Linked DNA regions of Homo sapiens: region 1 is linked to region 2. A link is a contact called in ENCODE Hi-C or POLR2A ChIA-PET data. All regions are on one chromosome and are shown on one strand. Each heading gives the region's core, a stretch centred on a gene start or an enhancer-like site at or near the end of the contact. The rest is flanking DNA. Distances are from core to core; before and after follow the strand shown.

Region 1 (6,237 bases), core at 1,328-3,827, 180 kb after region 2:
GCCTGTTTACATCTTTAGCAGCCACCATGCCTCAGTAACTTCCTTTTGGTAATTTCCCCTTGCCTCACAGAATCTTCTGAAGACAAAATAGGTGGTATGAAAACAACCCCTCACAAACAGCATTCAATAAAGATGGCTAACACACACAGTGGTTTGAGGACAATACTTAATAGTTCTGTGGTCAGGCCATAAGGGGTTTTAGTAAGATCCCCCAAAGGAAAAGAGTAAAGTTTCAAACACAGATGAGATCAGCCATCTACCCAGATGGCCCATCCGTGTTGCTGATGACATTTCATAAACCCTAAGATATCATGACCTAAAGCCATAATGACAATTATATTGCAGCCAGTGAAAAGATTTAGAGAATTAGAAAACTATCCAAGAAAAAGATCCAAGACAAATAGTTTGCCACATGACTCCAACACAGACACAGGAAGCCAGTATATTACAAAGGTTCTGAGCAGAGCATCAGTGGCAGAGACCTGGGTTAGAATCTGATACTCAATAGTTGTATGACCTTGGGTAAGTTACTTAACCTACACTTTGGTTTCCTCATCCATAAACTGGGAATACAATATACCTCCTAGAGTTGCTAGGAGGATAAAATAAGATAGAGCACATAGACCACCTGGCACAGTACCTAGCCACTGAAAGGGGACTGAATTCATCAGCCTTCACAGGCTGACTGCAAGAGACATTAAGATGAAGAGGGGGCCCTGCTACAGTGACTGAGACGTGCTCACCGTTCACAGCATATGAGGGTCCATCTGACGCCTAAAATTCCACTCCCTTTGCTGTGATTCTACACTCACCTGGGAGCATAGGCTCATCTGGAAGAAATGTGAATTTTCAGCTAAACTTTCCCTAAAAGGGAGATAACAGCAACGGGCTGACCAGCCAATGAACTGCCCTCTTGGTAATTATAGTTCAGACTGAAATTAACACACTGGTATTCTGATTTATACAGATCAGGCTCATACAGGCAGGCTTACTATGAGTTGATCCCCTGAACCTACTCCATTCTGCATGCCACTGACAAAATTGAGTTTCAAGATCTGTAAAGTTGACCGTGTAATTCTGAATTGTGTGACTCCATGAGGACCAGATCTACCACCCCATCCCAGGAAGCCTTGCTTTTGATGCCAACCCTCACTGTCAACTGTCTCTAAAATAAAACACTCCTAAAATGACCCAAATTACTTGATGTCTTGCAACAAAGACAACTATATAGTGAAAACCTAGAGAAAATAGAGAATTAAACTGGTTTTTAAAAAGTTATTAATACCCGGCCAGGCGCGGTGGCTCACGCCTGTAATCCTAGCACTTGGGAGGCCGAGGCGGGTGGATCACCTAAGGTCAGAAGTTCAAGACCAGCCTGGCCAACACGGTGAAACCCCATCTCTACTAAAATACAAAAATTAGCCAGGCATAATGGCGAGTGCCTGTAAACCCAGCTACTAGGGAGGCTGAGACGGGAGAATCCCTTGAACTAGGGACAGTGGTTGCAGTGAACCCGGATCGTGCCACTGCACTCCAGCCTAGGGGGCTGAGCCGAGACTCTGTCTCAAAAAATAAAATCAAATAAAAGTTGTTAATACCCTTATATAAAATTATATTACAGTCTCACTTGAATCCCACATACAATAGAAAATAAGAAATAGAAAGGTGGTAACATGAGTGCATGAAGTCAGGAAATGTCAAAATTGGCTGGACGCGGTGGCTCACGCCTGTAATCCCAGCACTTTGGGAGGCTGAGGCGGGAGGATCACTTGAGGTCAGGAGGTCAAGACCAGCCTGGCCAACATGGCGAAACCTCGTCTCCACTAAAAATACAAAAATTAGCCAGGCATGGCAGCACAGGCCTGTAATCCCAGCTACTGAGGAGGCTGAGGCAGGAGAACTGCTTAAACCTGGGAGGCAGAGGTTGCAATGAGCCGAGATCGCACCACTGCACTCCAGCCTGGGCCACAGAGCAAGACTGCACCTCAAAAAAAAAAAAGAAAATGTCAAAATCACAATGAGTAAGCAAGAAGTTAGAGACATAAATGTATACTGAGAAGTAAATATTCAAGAGAAATCTCGAAATAAAAAACAGGCAGTGGATAAGCTCTTCCCAACCCTTCCTAGATTATAGACTCAAAACTCAAGAGGGCTACAGTAAAATACAACATATTTTGTATTTTCCTCTGATTTTACTCCACAATGTGGATTTTTAATCTTTGTTACCTGTGACTTTAATGAGGAAGAAATCTTTCCCAAATTTTAACATTAAATATTCAAGGCATCTACTGTTACTCAAAGTGAAATAGAAGAGTTAAAAAATTGTGCTGTGCTCTCACATTATAATGTGGTATAAGAGGCAATACAGGCAAGATCTACAGAAAAATGTGGCACAGACTCTAGGATGAGAGACTGTATCCCAGACCAAATGGACCTCTCTCATCTATTTGGATGAGGAATCTGCTACATCCTTAGTCTTGCATATAGTTACCGTTTGGGGACTATGTGGCAGCGTCTGCTCAGGACGAGAAAAGCAATTAGAGAATTTCCAAAGCCATGGCTTAGCATCATTATCTTGTTGAAGCCATCCACGTGTTCTACTGCAGGAGTTCTCAGTTCCGTTTCCTTCCATCATACAGCCATGCAAAGTGATTCAACATCCTTTCATCTTTCTTTTCTTTCATTCTTCCACCCTGTTAAGAATGAGTAAGATTTCAGTGTTATTTCCTTGCATAAGTACAAATTTTACAACATACTAAAATGTGAAACCACAGCTATATTTACAGTCCTATGGCTCTCAACAATTCAAATCTTTGTTTCAAGAGGAAGTCTCGCTCTGTCGCCCAGGCTGGCATGCAGTGGTACGATCTCAGCTCACTGCAACCTCCGTCTCCCGGGTTCAAGCGATTTTTCTGCCTCAGCCTCCAGAGTAGCTGGGACTACAGGAGCCTGTCACTATGCCTGGCTAATTTTTATATTTTTAGTAGAGATGGGGTTTCACCAAGTTGGCCAGGCTGGTCTTGAACTCCTGACCTCAAGTGATCCACCCTCCTCGGCCTCCCAAAGTGCTGGGATTACAGGCATTAGCCACTGCGCCCGGCCAACAATTCAAATCTTAACAAACAAAATAATAATAATAAAATAAAGAAAGAAAAAAACACAAAATATCAGAGCATATTACGGGTTAATAAAATTTGGTAAACTTGGTTGACTGTTTATGCTTAAAATCTAACTGCAACAACCTGATTTCTTAAAAAATCTATAATCTGCCATTCTTCATGTTTCATAGCTCTTCAAATAAAAAATGAACTCTCCATGAGTCTTGTTTCCTTTCCACATGTAACCATGTTTGAGAGAGGTAGCCATATCTTGGAAACTTGCATATTCCAGAGTGAGACTTCACCTCCTCACTTGGCTGGAATCAATTTTTTCTACAGTTTTTCTGAATTCTTTTCGGCTCTCTCTCCCTAAAGATGCTGCTCAGGAAAGTCAAAAGTTAACAGAAGAGAGCATCTAATCTGAGTAAAAGAGCCACCACCACATCCTCATTGACAACTATATGTAAGATTTTAAAATTGACTTAAGAGCAACTTCTTGCACTGGTTTCTTGATCTGAGCATGAAAAGTCCAAACTAAGTGGCCTCTGTGGACTTTGAATTTGATTTGCTACAGAACAAATTGAACCAATTTCTTAGTTTACTAATGATGAAAGTGCAATCTGATATACCACCAAAAATCTAACTGATAGAAAAATCTCAAGTCGCAGATGTGTTATATCTACGCCAGAGCAACAACACTCTTACAGGTCTTAACAATAAATGCAAGCGAGGCACCGTGGCTCAGGCCTGCAATCCCAGCACTTTGGGAGGCCAAGGTGGGTGGATTGCTTGAGCCCAGGAGTTCCCAACCAGCCTGGGCAACATGGCAAAACCCCATGGCTACAAAAAATTAGCTGAGCGTGGTGGTGCATGCCTGTAGCCCCATCTACTCAGGAGGCTATGGTGGAAGAATCACCTAAGACTGCGTAGTCAAGGCTGCAGTGAGCTGTGATTGCACCACTGCACTGCAGCCTGGGCGACGGAGTGAGACCCTGTCTCAAAAACCAACAAACAAAATTACATGAAATTAAAATGTCAGTGTCCATAAATAAAGTTTAATTGGGACACAGACACACTCATTCACTTAAATACTGCCTATGACTGCTTTTGCATTCCAATTGCAGAGTTGCAAAGAGAGTCTCTGCAAAGAGACTGTATGGCCCACAAAGCCTATATTTACTACGTGGCTCTTTTGTCAGCCTGGGCAATATAGCAAGATCACAGCTCTAAAATAAAATAAAGTTCAAAAAATTAGCATAGTGTGGCAGCATGCGCCTAGTCCCAGCTACTAGAGAGACTGAGGTAGGAGGATCTCTTGAGCCCAAGAATTTGAGGCTACAGTGAACTATATTGTGCCACTGGCCCTTCAGCGTGGGCAACAGAGTGAGATTCCATCTCTAAAAAAATTTTTGTTTTCAAGTTTCTGTTTCCTCCTATGCAAAATGTGGCTAATTTCTCCCCGCCACTGCATTACAGAGAAAAAAAAAATTAGATAAATGAACCCCACTGTCTATTTTCACCACTGTATCTCTTGTGCCAACCAAAATGCTCCCTACTCTGTAAATACAAAGTAAACATTACCTACTACACACTATTGGGAGTGGTTAATTTGGAGATGGATTTAACTGCTACCACTGATAGTAAATTACGATTCTTGTCTTTCCTATTAGATACAGGTTTTATGTCCCCCAAAAAACTCCTCTCAAAATCGTAAGAATCTGTGATATTCACAGTGTTCATAACTTAAACATTCTCTCAAACTTCTTCAAAGCCAAATCCTGAAAGTGAGCTAACATTCACAGTATAATCTAGTTTATAAAGTATTTTCACTTAACATTACTTATGTCTTCATTCAGCAAATATTTACTTAGTATCTACTATGCAGCAGGCCTGTGCTTGGCACAAGGAATATAATGATGAAAAAAACCCAGACGGTGGGATCCTCTTATATAATTTTTGCAATAATCCTGTGAAATAGACAGGGGAGAAATTAGCTACATTTTTGCAGAGAGAGAAAAAGAAACTTAATGAAGTTTTGTAGCGAGCCTGACACAAGATTAGGCTTGTTCACCCCTTTCCACTACATCAAGGTGCCTTCAATACTGCTCAATACAAGCGATTAAAAGTAAAAACTTTCAGGTGCCTGCACCCTGAAAACTTCCCAAATACCATCCACGAAGCAACTTAGGTAGCCAAAAGCAGGTTCTGTTTGACTTGAGCGACAGTCTCCTTTCTGTCACTCTCTTCAAGTCTTTTGACCAATTCAATGAGGAGAGCATAGGCTCTGTCGACTGTCTGCATTTTGGTCTCCAATTTGACTGCGGTGCAGCTTTGGACAACTCACAACCTCTCTGAACCTCAGATCCCATCTCTAAAATGGGTGTGATAATAATAGAAACCACCTTACAAGGCCGTTGTTTGGATTACATGAGGTAATCCACGGGGAACATTTAGCAAATGTTGTTTCCTTAGCACCCAATCTAGTCTTTGACCCCACACCACCCCATCCCATTACCGTTTTCTCCCCCATAGCTCTTCTGTCCAAAACGGCCTTTTTAGCTTATTTTATTATCTTTCTCCCCCATTAGGCTATAAACTCCATGACAGCAGAGACTATGTTTTCTTATCCACTATTCCAACTCCTGTCCTTAGTACAATGCCTGGCATATTTTAATAAATAACTGTTGAACGAATAAAGCTTAATAAATAGGAAAACAGTTTAGGTTTCAATACACCGATATGCAAAAGAGAAGAATATTTACCGCTCAGAGAAGTCCAAAAGACACAAATGCAATTGGACAGCTCTTGGTAATACCGGAAAGGTGCTTGAGAAACTCTAAAAGGTGTATCACGAGGTCGCGTTACAACTACTAGTGAGAGTGGCTGAAGCCCTAGACATTGTCAACCCTGAGACTACACCCTATGTGTTGCTAAAAGGCCGAGGAGAATGCAAAACGGCCGGGGAGGGGGGAGTGTGTTGCAAAAACACCCGCCCCTTTCCTTCTCTCTTAACCTTCCAGCTGTGCACTTCACTCCTGGAGGGCCCCACCAGGGGTCAGACAGGGGCGGGCGGGGAGCCAAATGCCCTCGAAGGGGAACAGCGGCGCCAACAGTGACAGTAGTGAATGGACCCGAAAGG
Region 2 (6,314 bases), core at 3,353-5,852:
TAGCACACACTGTATTACAACGGCTGACTTTCTTATCTGGGTCACTTCATTCTTTTGAGGGCAGAAACCGTGACCTGTTCATCTTTGAATTTATAGTATCTACCACAGTGTCTGACACATACAGATGTTTGCTGAATCTTTGTGGAATAAAACAATTGATCTATAAAATAAGTGATTGGATTCAGTAATACAAAATTGCAGCCAAGTATGGTGGCTCACACTTGTAACCCCAGCACTTTGGGAGGCTGAGGTGGGTGGATTACCTGAACTCAGGAGTTTGAGACGAGCCTGGGCAACATGGTGAAACCCCATCTCTATAAACAATATGAAAAAATTAGCTGAGTATGGTGGTGCACACCTGTAGTTCCAGCTACTTGGGGGGCTGATGCAGGAGGATTGTTTGAGCCCAGAAGGTCAAGACTGCAGTGAGCTGTGTTGGCACCACTGCACTCCAGCCTGGGCAACAAAGTGAGACCGTGTGTCCAAAAAAAAAAAAAAAAAGTAGAAGTTTATGAGAATTAAAAGTTCAAGGAAACCTCAGAACTACTAAGGAAACATCTCAAAATAATACAGTAAAAAAAACACAAACAAAGCCAGGTGCGGTGGCTCACGCCTGTAATCCCAGCACTTTGGGAGGCTGAGGCGCGTGGATCACGAGGTCAGGAGTTTGAGACCAGCCTGGCCAGCATAGTGAAACCCCATCCCTACTAAAAATACAAAAAAATTATCCGGGCGTGGTGGCGGGCGCCCATAATCCCAGCTACTCGGGAGGGTGAGGCAAGGAGAATTGCTTGAACCTGGGAGGTGGAGGTTGCAGTGAGCCAAGATCGCGCCACTGCACTCCAGCCCAGGTAACAGTGTGAGACTCTGTCTCAAGAAACAAACAAACAAACAAAACACACACACAAACAAACAAAGGAATTAAAATGGCACACTGGAAAATAACATGAAAGAAAGCTATTAAAAAGGAACAGACTAACAAAAAAGACATGAAGGATATAAAAAACAAATAGCAAAATGTCAGGTGTAAATCCAACCACATCAATAATTACATAAATGCAAATGGATTAAATACTCCAATCAACAGGCAAAGATCGTCAGACTGGATTAAAAAAAAAAAAACACCAGGATCCAACTATGTATTGTCTATAAGAGACACACTTCAGATTCAAAGACACAAATAGGTTGAAAAGAAAAGGATGGAAAAATGTATAGCCTGCAAGCATAAGAGAGCAGGAGTGGCTATATTAATATCAGACAGAAGAAAATTTAAGACAAAAAATGTTACTAGAGACAAAGAGGGACATTTTATAGTGATAAAAACAACAATACAACAATTATATATGTGTCCAATAACAAGAGTAGAAGGGAATTGTAGAATGAATTATAGAACCTTTACAGTGTGAATATTGTAACTTACAGTGTGTAAATTACAGTGTGTTTTCAGAACCATACCTTGGAACCTCTCCAGATTCTTTACCTTGTGGCCTCCTGTCCACTCCATTCTAAGGTGTTATCATACTGAAGTGCACCATAGTGGTGGTCTTGATGGGGAAAAGAAATCACAGTAGCACTAACAGGAAACATCCTGAGGGAAGAGGCACTGTCATTTTTAGGTGTAGGGAAGATGTTTAAGAGCCCGTTTTAAACATCTGAGCTTCTGGTCTTTGGAATTTTGTCAGCCCAGAGACAGTTTCTTTTCTTCTCAATTCTCTTTTCCTTTAATTGGTCTTCTTCTTGCCATACCTCATTCCTTAGTCATCCTGGTCTTGATCTCAGAAATCTCACATTCTCATTGATTTAGCATGGTTTTCTACTCTAGTGCCAGTTCTACTGTTGGATGGAAAGAACCATCTTCTGATGTGACAGGAAGCCTTAATTATTAATTTAAAATTCCCCTACCCTTCTCCAACTTCTATGGAAGTTAACTCAGGAATTATTGGAGTAGGTTGAAGATTCTCTGAGTGGGAGGATGGGTGAGATTCAAATTAGAGAAGTACTATGAGGACTAAATGACCCTACCTAAGAAAGACAGTTTCCAAACTAAAGTTATGGGAGTTGGGTACGTAGGTAGGGACTCGGGAACCATCTTGGCTAGAGAAGGGTCAGAGGAAAAATACAGAGGAAATTCATGGGAGAGAGTATCAGGGTGGATATATACGGAACAGATGCATACTTCAAGGGGACATTTAGACATTTTGCTCTGGGATGAGCAAAATCACCCTCTTTTTCATCTCCCAACAAACCATTTAATAAAAAGTAAGACATTACTCATTATCGGAGCAGGATCTGTTGATTTCGTTTTTTAATTTTTTTAATTCATTTGTGTTTGATGTGATGATGTGCCAAGACCAGCCTGAAGGTGGCCAAGGGCAAAAGCAGAGGTTGTTATTTGCAGGCTACGTTGACACTAGGTAGTGAACTTCACAGCTCAACACATCCACACATATTGGCTGAACGTTAATTAGTTCTGCCTAGTTACAGGGTTTCCAAAATGGATGAGACATTCTGCCTCCCCTCAAGGAATTTGTGGGCTGGTAAAGGAGACAGACACAGTAACAGATCATTATGTAATATGCTAAGTGCTTTATCAGAGGAAAAAAGCTGGGTGCAGGCTGGGCGCAGTGGCTCACACCTGTAGTCCCAGCACTTTGAGAGGCCAAGGCAAGCACCTGAGGTCAGGAGTTTGAGACCAGCCTGGCCAATATGGTGAAGCCCATTTTCTACTAAAAATACAAAAAATTAACCAGGAGTGGTGGCACATGCCGGTAGTCCCAGCTACTCGGGAGGCTGAGGCAGGAGGATCGCTTGAACCCAGGAGGCAGAGGTTGCAGTGAGCCAAGATTGCACCAGTGCACTCCAGCCTGGGTGATAGAGCAAGACTCTGTCTCAAAAAAAAAAAAAAAGAAGCTAGGCGCATCAGGGGCTTTGAGCCTTCTGACCCAGCCTGGGAACAGGGAGAAGCACAATTCAAGGGGACATTTAGACATTTTGCTGTGGGAGGAGCAAAATCACTCCTGGCAGGAGCGACCCCCGGGCTCAGTTCACCAGGTGAAAGGAACAGGCAAAGTCACATAAGTACAAAGCAGTGTGGTGCTTCCTGGGACCAAAAAGCAATTCGTTATCAATAAAACATACTTTGCGTTGGTTCCCATCTTACCGAACCTTCTTTCCTTTCTTCTTTCTTCCCTGCTTCCTTCTCACACGCCCTCCACTCACCTCTCAGAACTCATTCTATGTGATCTCTACCCAAAGCACAGTGCTAAGAGCCCGGAATAAAACGGGCAAAACCAACCTAGCCATTGTCCTCATAGAATTAATCATACAAATAAAAATATAATTTTAACCTGTGGCAAGTGCTCAGACAGAAAAAATCCAGTTAGGCTGCCAGTAAAAATACTAGATGTGGCCGGATGTGGTAGCTCATGCCTGTAATCCCAGCAGTTTGGGAGGACAAGGCAGGTGGATTGCTTGAACCCAGGAGTTTGAGACCAGCCTGGGCAACACAGCAAACCCCATCTCTACAAAAATACAAAAACAAAACACAAAAATTAGCCAGGTGTGGTTGTGTGCACCTGTAGTACCAGCTACTTGGGAGGTTGAGGCAGGAGGATCACCTGAGCCCAGGAGGTTAAGGCTATAGTGAGCTGTGATTGGGCCACTGCACTCCAGCCTGGGTAACAGGAAGACCCTGTTTCACCAAAACAACAACAACAACAACAACAGCAGCAGCAACAACAAACAAAAAACTCCCCCAAACAGGTGCCCAGTTAACTTTGAATGTCAGATAAACAACATATATGATTTTGCAGTATAAGCATGTCCCATGCAATATTTGGGACATACTTATCCTACACAAAAATTGTTTTTTCTGTGAAATTCAAAGTTAACTGGATGTCCTGCCTTTTTTTTTTTTTTTTTTTTTTTTTTTTTTTTGAGGTGGAGCGTCGCACTGTTGCTCAGGCTGGAGTGCAATGGCGCCATCTTGGCTCACTGCAGCCTCCACCTCCCAGGTTTACTAGATTCTCCAGCCTCAGCCCCCTGAGAAGCTGGGATTACAGGTGCCCACCACCACGCCTGGCTAATTTTTTTGTATTTTTAGTAGGGACAGGGTTTCACTATGTTGGCCAGGCTGGTCTTGAAGTCCTGACCTTGTGATCCGCCCGCCTTGGCCTCCCAAAGTGCTGGGATTACAGGTGTGAGCCACCACACCTGGCCTGCATTTTTATTTGTAAACCTGGCAGCCTTAAGTCCAAGATCCCATGAGCTCACATGACTAGGGGACCTGAGTTAACCTGGGCTGCAGTGGGAGAAGGTGATTGGAGAAAGCCTGACATCTGCAGAACAGGGAGCTGCACCTGGGAGAGGAGGCCGGAGAGGGGAGTGACCTGGAGAAGGGAACAGCCTGAATGCGAACAGAAATTGGCCCCAACAGAGCGTTCAAGAGTCTGAGAGAAGGCTCCTGGGGCTTGAGCACAGACATTTAGTTTACTGGGATATGGAGAGAGGAGAAGCAATTGGAAAATGAGTAAATATATCATGCTTTTAAGGAGGCATGCTGTACAAGTAAATGTCAGGTACAGTGACTCAGGTTATTGATTTGAAAGATTAGTCAGTGGAGACATGTGCTGGACTTACTCAGTCCCTCTGTTGTCAAGGAAGTCCAACGCCACCAGCACTAGATCCTTCAACAATGCAGAGTCCTCCCGCAAATGAATCTGACTTTGCCTGTAAACCGCGGAGAGTTTCAAAAACTGGAAAGCATTACAGGTGGCCAGTTTGTTTCCATTTATATAAAGTGCAGCAAAAATGATCTGTCAGAGAGAGAACATTGGGATAAATTTCTTTTTTTTTTTTTTCTTCTGGAGACAAGGTCTTGCTGTTGCCCAGGCAGGAGTGCAGTGGTGCGACCATGGCTCCCTGCAGCTTTGAACTCTTCATCTTAAGGGATCCTCTCACCTCAGCCTCCTGAGTAGCTGGGGCCACAGGTGTGCACTAGTATGTCTGGCCAATTAAATCAATTAAATATATATATATTTTGTAGAGGCGGGGATCTCACTATGTTACTCAGGTTGGTCTTGAACTCTTGGTCCCAGGCAATCCTCCTGCTTTGGCCTCCCAAAGCCCTGGGATTGCAGGCATAAGCTACATCACCTGGCCTGAAATACGCTTGAAGGCATCCTTTGAACCACTGTTATCACAGAAGTGTGGTCAGGTTCAGTGTGGAGAGTGAATGAGAAGCTGGGCAGGAGCCTGTGCGAGTTGGGCTTTGTGGAGACACACAGAAAGATGCCCCCCACTTTAACCACCTTCCCTTGCCTCGTCGTTTGACTGCTGAGGTCTTACTCACACTCTGAGACTGTAGCTTTCACGTGGCCTCCTCTAATATATTTTCAGTGTAGCCTTAACAATGAATCGTAGTAACTTCTCACCTTACATGCTCCCCAAAAGATGTCACTTTGGGAGAACATATTCAAGGAACCCTCCCCAATCCTGACCCCCATCCCCACCCCAGCTCCTGCTGCTGTTGACACAACTGCCTTAGCTGTGAGGCTGTGCCATCCATTGGAACCTGGGACTTTCCAATGTTGGGATGCCTCAGCATCATCAAGCAAAATTGGGGTTCTTTTTGTGTATGCTTTAAAAAAAAAAAAAAAACTTGAAGCATAAAACTATTACTGGAAAGTGGTCCTGATCCAGACTGCAAGAGAGGGCTCTCGGATCTTGTGCAAGAAGAAATTTGGGGCAACTCCATAGAGTAAAGTGAAAGTAGTTTATTAGAGAAGTAAAGAATCAAGGCCGCGCACAGTGGCTCATGCCTGTAATCTCAGCAGTTTGGGAGGCCGAGGCGGGCAGATCACCTGAGGTCAGGAGTTCGAGACCAGCCTGGCCAACATGGCAAAACCCCATCTCTACTAAAAATACAAAAATTAGCCAGGTGTGGTGGTGGGCGACTGTAATCTCAGCTACTCAGGAGACTGAGGCAGGAGAATCACCTGAACCTAGGAGGCTGAGGTTGCAGTGAGCTGAGATTGGTCCACTGCACTTCAGTCTGGGCGACAGAGTGAGACTTCATCTTAAAAAAAAAAAAAAAAAAAAGGATTCCAAAGAATGTCAGGTATGGTGGCTCATACCTCCCAGCTCTTTGGGAGGCCAAGGCGGGAGGATTGGTTGAGGCCAGGAGTTCAAGACTACACTGGCCAACATAGAGAGACCCTGTCTCTAATTTTTTAAAAAAGAAGAAACTAAAAAAATGGCTTCTCTGTAGGCAGAGCAGTCTCGAGTGCTGCTGGTTGACAATTCTTGTGGTTATG

Evidence for each region. Hi-C counts contacts between places; a loop is a spot of excess contacts on that map. ChIA-PET counts read pairs that join two places held with the same protein, here RNA polymerase II (POLR2A). Pooled maps may share reads with other maps.
Region 1: a loop to region 2 is called in a map of sciatic nerve, with 4 times the contacts of the local background. The contact joins two enhancer-like sites. A Hi-C loop is called at or near these places in 1 of 168 maps with a recorded cell type or tissue (sciatic nerve) and 1 of 50 pooled maps. POLR2A ChIA-PET finds 5 or more read pairs at or near these places in 5 of 52 experiments (BJ, HEK293, HepG2 and 2 more).

What each region holds. Positions count from the first base shown.
Region 1 is chr16:15,636,599-15,642,835 of GRCh38, forward strand. It overlaps MARF1 (meiosis regulator and mRNA stability factor 1), which reads right to left. Exons shown (of 27, transcript NM_014647.4): 2 at 2,492-2,693. The coding sequence starts at 2,635. Among named protein-coding and RNA genes, the nearest start is that of MARF1, 3.4 kb to the right of the region's middle. Within about 2 kb of position 2,578, at least 5 of the 41 ENCODE cell types and tissues checked have a DNase peak (open chromatin) inside an H3K27ac peak, as active enhancers do.
Region 2 is chr16:15,458,234-15,464,547 of GRCh38, forward strand. All of the region lies in intron 1 of MPV17L-BMERB1 (MPV17L-BMERB1 readthrough), which reads left to right. The region is part of intron 1 of BMERB1 (bMERB domain containing 1); the gene reads left to right. Among named protein-coding and RNA genes, the nearest start is that of BMERB1, 27 kb to the left of the region's middle. Within about 2 kb of position 4,603, at least 3 of the 41 ENCODE cell types and tissues checked have a DNase peak (open chromatin) inside an H3K27ac peak, as active enhancers do.